2 separate regions of the Homo sapiens genome follow, and region 2 is linked to region 1. Evidence: chromatin loops called from intact Hi-C (ENCODE). Cell type or tissue: OCI-LY7. All regions are shown on one strand.

Evidence for each region. A loop is a pair of places that touch in the nucleus more often than their neighbours do. Peaks named below come from ENCODE experiments on the same cell type or tissue, not always from the same donor. Only the 100,000 strongest peaks of a DNase experiment are listed, where the experiment ranks them.
Region 2: it touches region 1 in a loop (2.5-fold over the local background); 6 of 110 quality-filtered maps call a loop at or near these places.

The regions. Positions count from the first base shown.
Region 1 is chr5:119,410,297-119,415,296 of GRCh38, reverse strand. No RefSeq gene overlaps it. Among named protein-coding and RNA genes, the nearest start is that of HSD17B4, 40 kb to the left of the region's middle. RefSeq lists a silencer at 2,949-3,243 and enhancers at 3,200-3,329, 4,716-4,985. In OCI-LY7, a CTCF peak has its summit at 3,052 (motif pointing right); DNase peaks (open chromatin) are centred at 1,026, 3,076 and 3,376; H3K4me3 peaks cover 513 bases.
Region 2 is chr5:119,217,886-119,222,885 of GRCh38, reverse strand. DMXL1 (Dmx like 1) reads right to left here. Exons shown (of 44, transcript NM_001290321.3): 36 at 2,293-2,414; 37 at 1,805-1,946. Among named protein-coding and RNA genes, the nearest start is that of MIR5706, 66 kb to the right of the region's middle. In OCI-LY7, no CTCF peak of the experiment used is centred here; a DNase peak (open chromatin) is centred at 2,125; H3K27ac peaks cover 651 bases.

The DNA of each region.
Region 1 (5,000 bases):
TATGGGTTTTGACAAATGTGTAATGACATATATCCATCATTATAGTATCACACAAACTTTTTCATTGCCCTAAAATTCTTCTTTGCCTATTCATTCCTCCCTCTCCCCAAGCCCCTGACAACCATTGATCTTTTTATTTTATCCATAGGTTTTCCTTTCCAGAATGTCATATAGTTAAAATCATACAGTATGTTGCCTTTTTCAGATGGGCTTTCTTCACTTAGTAATATGAATTTCAGTTTCTTCCATGCCTTTTCATGGAAGTGCATTGACTCCATTGGCTCTCCTAATGCCAGCCTCTTTTCTGTCTTACTTTCTCCTCTTGCTTAGATTCTATGATCCACCATTACAATCCACAACCTTGCTTCTCCTTTCCTTCTATCATTCCCTCCTGGTTTCCAAAGAAAACTTTGAAGTTTTCCAGTTTAAAATGTTCTCTAACTTCTTTTTTTCCCCCTTTGGCAGTTTTTTTTTTAGAAAATTATTATTATACTTTAAGTTCTAGGGTACATGTGCACAACATGCAGGTTTGATACATAGGTACACATGTGCCATGTTGGTTTGCTGCACCCATTAACTCATCGTTTATGTTAGGTATTTCTTCTAATGCTATCCCTTCCCCAGTTCCGCACCCCACAACAGGCCCCGGTGTGTGATGTTCCCCACCATGTGTCCAAGTGATCTCATTGTTCAATTCCCACCTATGAGTGAGAACACATGGTGTTCGGTTTTCTGTCCTCGTGATAGTTTGCTGAGTATCGGGGGAATCTGCCCCCAATATTTCAATGTAGTTTCTTTCTATTTTCCATAAGTGTCAGCTGGCTGAGAAATAAAGAGAAAGAGTACAAAGAGAGGAATTTTATAGCTGGGTCCCTGGGGGTGACGTCACATATCGGTAGGACCGTGATGCCCAACTGAGCCTCAAACCAGCAAGTTTTTTATTAAGCGTTTCGAAAGGGGAGGGGGTGTAAGAACAGGGAGTAGATCACATGCTTCAAAGGGCAAAAAGCAGAACAAAGATCACAAGGCAAAAGGCAAAAGCAGAACTACTGATAAGGGTCTATGTTCAGCAGTGCACGTATTGTTTTAATAAACATCTTAAAGAACAGAAAAGAGGGTTCGAGAGCAGAGAACTGGTCTGACCACAAATTTACCAGGGCAGGGTTTTTCCCCACCCTAGTAAGCCTGAGGGTACTGAAGGAGACCAGGGCATATCTCAGTCCTTATCTCAACCACATAAGACAGACATTCCCAGAGCAGCCGTTTATAAACCTCCCCCCAGGAATGCATTCCTTTCCCAGGGTATTAATAATATTAATATTCCTTGCTAGGAAAAGAATTTAGTGATATCTTCCCTACTTGCATGTCCGTTTATAGGCTCTCTGCAAGAAGAAAAATATGGCTCTTTTTGCCCGACCCTGCAGGCAGTCAGACCTTATGGTTGTCTTCCTTTGTTCCCTAAAAATCGCTGTTATTCTGCTCTTTTTCAAAGTGTGCTGATTTCATATTGTTCAAACACACGTTTTACAATCGATTTGTACAGTTAACACAATTATCACAGTGGTCCTGAGGTGACGTACATCCTCAGCTTACAAAGATAACAAGATTAAGAGATTAAAGTAAGACAAGCATAAGAAATTATAAAAGTATTATTTGGGAACTGATAAATGTCCATGAAATCTTCACAACTTATGTTCCTCTGCCGCAGCTCCAGCCAGTCCCTCCATTCGGGGTCCCTGACTTCCCGCAGCAGCTGAGAATGATGGTTTCCAGCTTCTAACATTTCTTTCTTGATGTGTGAGCTATTTACAAGTTTGCTTCCTAATATCAAGCAAGGAAATTTCCTAGTAATCTTTTTATTAATGATTTTGAGTGTAATGCATTATCATCAAAGAACATTCCCTGATTTCAAGCCTTTTAAATATAGGGAAACTGGCTTTATGATCCACAATACTGTCAATTTTAACAGCGAAGATGAAGCTCTTTTTTTTTTAAGTGTTGAATAATGATCCATTCTGTGGATGTGCCACATCAGTAGAAGGACATCTTGGTTGCTTCCATTTTTGGCAAGCCATAGTCTTTTTGTAACCTAAGGAAATGATATCCCATAACTTTTGCAATATTCTCTTCATTTGAAGCAAGTCAATAAGTCCACCCCATGCTCAAAGGGGAGAGATTGTACAAGGGCATGGATACCAAGAGGGAAAGATTGTGGGGACAATTGTAGAGGCTGCCCACCCTACCAGGAAAGACAAATGTTTACAGTACCTTGACCACGCCCAAGCAGCCAGGCCAGTTAAAGAATGCCCTGTACAGAGTCCATACCTGTGAAAAAAGTATAGTATTTTTGTTTTAATGTCGCATAATTTACCAAAGTACTGAAAACTTTAAGCCACACTGCAGATGTACTTGGCCCTATTGAGAATAATCCTAAAGCAATGCATAGCACTTTAAAAATTGCTGCCAGCTCATTTTCCTTGAAAAACAGAATCTATTTCTAGTACATTTTCTTGGAGAGCTGCCCATCCTATTCAAGTTTTCAAAAAAGGGACCTTTCAATTAAATTGTCATTTGTTCCACTCCTGCCTGTGCTGCAGAGGAGAGCATGTTACAGAGAATACAATATGCAATAAGTAAAATAATTCCAAAAATATTACAAACATACATTACATCGCTGAGATGTATGTATGAATTCAGATCCTACGTTTTAATTCTTGTAGGGAAATTTTATATTATTTACCCTCAGCTGAAGTAAAAGAGTAAAATTCTTTTGCTTTCTTTCCTTCCCAAGTCGTATAATCCCTGTACTAGTCCAATATTTGGTGAAAAAGGTGTTTGTGAAGCTATATATTGGCAGGAACAATGGATCTACGTGCTAATTTACGACTTTTTACGACTGAATTCTTTAACTCTCTGAGAAGTGTGTCCAGATGCACATAGACCCTCTTTGCTTTGTGTCCTTAGATTATTACATCCAAACTAATTATATTCTCACGTTAAACAACAGAGTGATTGATGCAAACATGGTCTGTGATAGAAAACACTGGCACCATATGGCCACAAGAGGGAGTAAAGAGCCACAGAAACATTAGCGTCTTCAAGGCTAGGCTCTACCATTCCCGAGGAAATAGAGAACTTTTGTTGTTTCTATTTCCCCCACTCTCTTTTTCCTTCTAATAATTCAGAGACTTTCTTCTGACCAAAGGCAGAGCTAGTATCTACAGATCTCGCTGTTACGATGAGGCAAAGTTAGCCCGGAGCAGCTTCTTCTCCCGCTGCTGTCCTGGCTGACTTCCCCAAGGAACACTTTCCAATACCAAACTACCAGCAGTGGGCTCCTGTCTCCGTGCTGAGGGCACCCTCCGGTGCCTGTCTCTGCTCTCCGATTTGCCACCAGAGCCCAAATAGCTGGTTTATGGGAAGACTTGTTATGTTGAACGCTTCAATCGCTTCTTAAATTGATTTATCATGGCACTGAAGCAATTAGATGATATACAGACCAATGAATCCCTTGTAAAGGCTACAGTAAGCACTCAGTAAGAGGAGAAAAATCAGATTGAGAGCCTGGGGAAACATACTTTCCTAGGAATGACATAAATGGAAATCCCTCAATTACACTCCCCATCATTCCTGAGTCCTTGGCACCGGGCGGGGGGTAGGGGGTGGGGGGACGTTCTAAAACTCAGCCCCATAAATGGTGGCATGTTATATACCAAATTACCATACGGTTGTTTGGGGATTTGTTTTTTGTTGTTGCTATTAGTTCAGCTTGAACAAAGGAGTGATGAATAGAGCTGAGTAAGATATTTAGTCCCTCAGCAGAATTACTCAGAAGCTGCAGGCAGTATGTCAGGCAAAAAATACAGGGAGGAGTCAACACAATGGGAGATAAGTTATGACTGAGACAATAGAAATACAATTCCTTGAATCCTGGCTGTCGCTTATTCATGCACATGGATTCATCAGAACAGGTTGCCAAACTACAAGGGAAAAAACTGAAAATAAATTGCCAAATGTTTGCCACAGAGTTTATTTTCCTATTACATTTCTTTGATAAACTCTTCTCCAAAGGATTCAAAGAGTTGTGCTGAATGGAAATTTCTTTTAAACACTGCCAGAGATGAAGTGAAGTCTCACCTTGATGGTGGGAGAAAAGATGGGAGAAGGAAAAAACAATAACCAAGATGCCTTAAAGCAGAGAGGACTGGAGAAAGAGCAATGGCTAAATTCTTCAGTGTGCAAACATGCAGCTGGCTACAGGAAGGAGGGTGCAGCCAAGGCTCTTCACTACAGAGATCTTGAAAGCTTGGAGGAGCATATTGCAATTTTGGAGACTCATCACATTCCGCATCTTGGAATCCTCCAGCAGAGTTCAGATCCAGACTCCTCAAACCCGCCAGATGCCCCTCCCTAACACCCTTCTGCTCTTAACACTGGTCCCTCCTACACAATGCTTATTTATTATGGAGAAATCTGTGCCTCCAGCTCACCATAAACTTGTATTCCTGCCATGGTATATGTTCCTTCCCAGCTTGAGACCTGCTTGAATCAATATCATTTTACACCTGGGCCCCAAAGCTCAGGGACTTCTGAGAAGCAGGCCAGCCTTGTACTCTGGCTGAGAAGTCTCTGTGTCAAGAAGACTCATCTCAGAAGTCTCAGCAAAAGAGGAGGAAGTCCCGGTGGCCTGTCATTATCCATCTCTGATCCAATCACTGCAGTCAAGGGAATGTGAAGCTTTGATGGTCAAACATGGTCACATGCCACCCTTAGAGCTGGAAATCAGCTCCACTGGAACCCCCAGCCTTGAGAGTAGAAGCGTAGACTCCCTGAGAAGGTTGGAGGCTATTTTAAGTAGAGTAAGTGGATGCTGGGCTGTCAGGAAGCAAGACAAATCCACCTCAATCACTTTTCAGCCCTTCCCTCTCTGTAGTCTAGCACAGCCCAGGTGACTATGGAACCTTGTGTATTTGAATAGAGAGCAAATGGAGCTCTTGGTG
Region 2 (5,000 bases), 190 kb after region 1:
AGCATTTTAAGCAGAAGGAAAGTCAAGGGCTCCTGACATAACCATGAGCTTAATAAGTTCAAGAGACAGAAAGAAGCCAGTGTAATTACAGCAAAGAGAATCAGATGTAGAATAAAGGGAGATGAGATGGCAGAAGGTTAAATTTTGTAGGGCCCTATTAATGACTTGTTATTTAAAAGCCGTATTGGGAAATCTGAAATTTTTTAGAAAGCGAGTGACAACCTGAATGATGTTTTAGAAAAGAGTAACTGGCTGCTGCTGTGTAAAGAATAGAAGTAGGAAGAGACCAACAAGAAAGATGTTACAGGAAGAACTATATTGTAATCTCTGAGGTTGGAATTCAAAAAAGTGCCTATTAGTCCTATGCACTTCTTTGGCATATATTCCCTTTGAGTTCTCCTTTAAAAGAATATAATATCAGTAAGTTTTACCAATGAATTGTAACATATCTGTCAGCTGGAAAAATTATTTAACCACCACTGAGCAAGTCATTTCATTTGAATAATTACTAGATTGCTTTTCAAGTTCATTTTAATCCTTAAAACACTGCTACTTGAAATCACTGAACTAAGGAGAACAGAGGGCTTTAAAACAAGCTCTACCATACATTTAACAAAGTGACATAAGTTGATCCACTTGACCTTTTTGGATCTCAAGCTTCATCTGAAGAATGTTTAAATACGAGTAAATAACAACTACAACAGATACTGCAAATTATAAGGTTATAGCAACTATAAAGGAACTCCATTAGGTACAAAATATTACAAGGTATTATTAAAGATAACTCAGATTTTACTTGAACAATTGCTCATACTAATTAATGAAAAATAATTTTTTTTTTGGCCAAGGAAAGCATTCTACAGTACTTATGAAATTCTGAAAAACCCTACCACCTTTCTTTGCTTCTTCAAATCCGTTCATTAGTTCCTATAACCTACGTAATAATAAAGGCTTGGAAGTACAAATATGAATCACATCTCTAGGTAATCAGGGCTAAAAAAGATCCTCCAACACTACAGAAAAATTATGTTTCAGTTCATTATTATATTGCTTTTTGCTTAACTTAAGAAATTATATATTGTTTTTGTTAAAAAAAAAAAAAGAATATTTGTCCTGGCATTTAAAAAAGTGATACTTAATATGGATATAGTTATTAATTGATATCCATTAAAAGATACCTAGACAAGGGGTTAGCAAACCTTTTTTTATAAAGGACTGGATAGCAAGTGTTTTGGCTTTATGGGCATTTACTTTCTGTTGCAGATACTCAATTCTGCCACTGTAGTGTGAAGGCATCCACAGACAAAATGGAAACAAATGACTGGCTGTGTTCCTATAAAACTTTATTTGTAAAAAAACACTGAAATCCAGTTTCATGTAATTTTCATGTGCCAAAAAATACTATGTTTGTTTTTTCAACTATTGAAAAAACAATGTATAAACCATTTCACTAAAATGTATACACCATTCTTAGCATATTAGCTATATAAAAACAGGTCATGGGTAATATTTGATCTATGGGGAACACCTTGCTGAAGCCTGATCTGAACCATGTTTCAAATAATTCTTAATTAAAATATAGCTCTTTGGTTTTCAAGCAAAGTATATTTTTAAAACAATTTATTATTACCCTTTCAAATGAAAACATACTAGTCTTCATTATCAAAATTTACAATTTCCAACATGTAAGACTTACTAAAACTTTAGGAATTAAGAAAAATGTTTTAAATCATCCTTTATCCATTAACCTAGAGGGAAAAATAAAAGTTACATATAACTTAAATTTATTTTTAACTTTACATACCACAGATGCTCCTCTGCCAGTCTGTGTACTACCAAGCCATGGCATGTTGATTGGAGTGCCAGGATTGCTATGTGTATATGGAGTTGTACCTTGAACAGCTGTTAAATCATCACGAGCATGTATAACCAAGAAATCTTCTGATCTATAAAGGAATGTCAACCAGAATAAAAACAACTCATCATTTCTTTCTTTTTTACACTTGAAAGGTCTAAAATTTGAATTTATAGTTCCCTTTAAAATTAATTTTCTTCAGCTCTTATTTGTAACTCACACACAATGACCTCATACCTCAACAATTTCTGTTCCCTTCACTTACTCTTCTCTCAGTTCCCTTATTTAAAGCTCTTGCCACCCCTCATTTAGCACATCAGCTTCTACTCTGCTTACAATCTATACATTGCTTTAAAGAATCTTTTGAAAGTTTTAGTTCAGTAAATATAGTCACTCATATTGCAACATTACTAAATAGAAACAAACTATGAAGGTACCCTTTGGTTTCCACTTCTATATCATCATCTACCCAAGTGTAGACCTGTGTGGCCAGAATTCCAGAAACATCCAGTTCTTGAACATCATGACTGGAAGCGATTGCTATGCAGTTTCTATTTGCCTGAAAAATAAGTCAAATGGTAATTTTAAAAGCAATAGGCAAAAGAGATAGTATATGAGCTGCTTTTGAAAATGGTAGTTTTGAAATAACCTCTAGCAGTGATAACTAAAGTACAGGATATACAGCATTCTTACTTTTAGTGAAATAATAAGCTTCAGTTTGGAGATACGTTTATGTTCTATGAAAAGTACATCCAATAGAAAGCCAGTATAAATGGCAATACATGCAGCATTTTATTTCCTCTCCCAGTACTGTTTTTCTAGACTGCTAGAATGCTATGATCGCTCTAAGGTATGCACAATTCAGAAATGTGGAGGAAGATGCTGAAAAAGATAGGAACCTGTAGGGTACAGAAAGGTGAGGGCAATAAGGAACTCCAAACTAAAAACATAATTATTAATTATTTAAATAAAACAAACTTTCTCCTAAAGCTTTTCAATCTTAGGCAAAAAAAAAAAAAAGAAGTGGGAAAGGGTCACAGAAAAAAGGTGTAGGGGCAGAAATATAGTGGGAGAAGTATGCCAGAAAAAGATCACAAATGAAAAGTTGCTAAGGTTAAATGACATGAAATTTTAAATGCCTATGAATCAAAAATGTACATCTTGGCTGGGGGCAGTGGCTCACGTCTATAATCCTAGCACTTTAGGAGGCTGAAGCAGGCAGACAGCTTGAGCTCAGGAGTTCGATAGTAGCCTGGGCAACATGGCAAAACACTGTCTCTACAAAAAATACAAAAATTAGTTGGGCATGGTGGCATGCACCTGCAGTCCCAGCTACTTGGGAGAATGAGGTGAAACGATTGCTTGAGCCCAGGAGGTCGAGGCTGCAGTGAGCTGACATTGCACCACAGCACTGGGCACCAGGCATGATACCCTGTCTCAATAAATAAATAAATAAATAAATTAATTAATTAATTAAATGTGTATCTTTGAAACAGAAAACAGGAAGATATTGACAGCAAAGAGAAAATAGGATTACCATTACTGTTATGTTAGATTTTAACACAAACTATTAAGAAAAAACTGAGACCTTAGAAATAAATGAAAAAATGATATAGCTAGATTATTGGGTGGTTATTCTCCATGGGTATCCCAAATTCTGCATGTTTTATAAGTGAGTCATGTCTGCCCTTTTTTCTGCAGTATAATTGCCAGGATGTTTGTATAACTATCGTCTCTCCCTCCAGAGCAAAGGGCAAGTATGCTTACTATCGATTATAAAAGATTTGGGTCCCCTAAACTCAGAGATCCTCTCCTGTAATATAACCTACTATGTGTGTAGGTAAGGTAGGTATCATCTGGCCCTCTTCCCGTCATTCTCTGGAAATTGTGGCTCAGGCAACCAGTGTAAAGTGCTGATTTTCTGGTTATTGCTTTTGCTGTTAGACATAAACTGTCCTTTGTCTCTGATCCAAGAGTCGTATGTCTTCTAACAGCATCCACTAAAATGTTTAATGGATCAATTAAATGGACTGTTTAAACAATCCACTGCCTGCCTCAAACAGAACTGTTTCTGTGGCAACAGAAACAGAAAGCTAACTGTTAGTTTTAATTTAAGGTAAAATCTGAGACCCTTCATAGTTTTTGACACAGGTAGTTCCCAACTAAACAAATGGCAAAAAAAATCTCAATGGCATTTAAAAAAATGCAACTTAAAGCAAGAGGTATTATTTCTCAGCTGCAAATTTAGTAAGGATATTAAAAATAGCATATCAGCTGGGTGCAGTGGCTCACGCCTGTAATCCCAGCACTTTGGGAGGCCGAGGCAGGCGGATCACGAGGTAAAGAGATCGAGACCATCCTGGCCAACCAACATGGTGAAACGCCGTCTCTACTAAAAATACAAAAATTAGCTGGGTGTAGTGGTGCACACCTGTAGTCCCAGCTACTTGGGAGGCTGAGGCAGGAGAATCGCTTGAACCCGGGAGGCAGAGGTTGCAGTAAGCCAAGATCGCGCCACTGCACTCCAGCCTGGGCAACAGAGCGAGACTCCGTCTCAAAATAAAATAAAATAAAATAAAGTAAAATAAAATAAAATAAAATAAATAAAAATAGCAAATCTGGGGAAATAAAAATTAAACAGGCATATTCATAGACAGTAACTTGTAGACTTTATATATGTGAATAGCTATTCATTACCAGTACTTATATATAAACCCTCAAGAAGAAAACAACTAGTTTCTTTTATAGCACAGACTATTTTAAATCATATTTTCTTCAAGAAAGAGCAGGTAATGCAGGTATAGATAATTTTTTTTTGTAGAGACAGGGTCTCACAATGTTGCCCAGGCTGGTATCAAACTCCTGGCCTCTAGTGATCCTACTGCCTTGGCCTCCCAAAGTGTTGGGATGACAGGTGTGAGCAACCACACCTGGCCAATAATTTTGTATTTGACATGTATATATAATATCATGTTATACAGATATTACAACTGGCTAAGGGGCTGACTCCAGATTTGCCTGTTTCAAACAGAACTGTTTCTTTGATAACAGAACTGTCTGAAGCAGGCAAATCTGGAATCAGCCCTTTAGCCAGTCATTGCTCAACGGTGTCTAAGAAGGAAATTAAGTGAAGCACACAGAACAA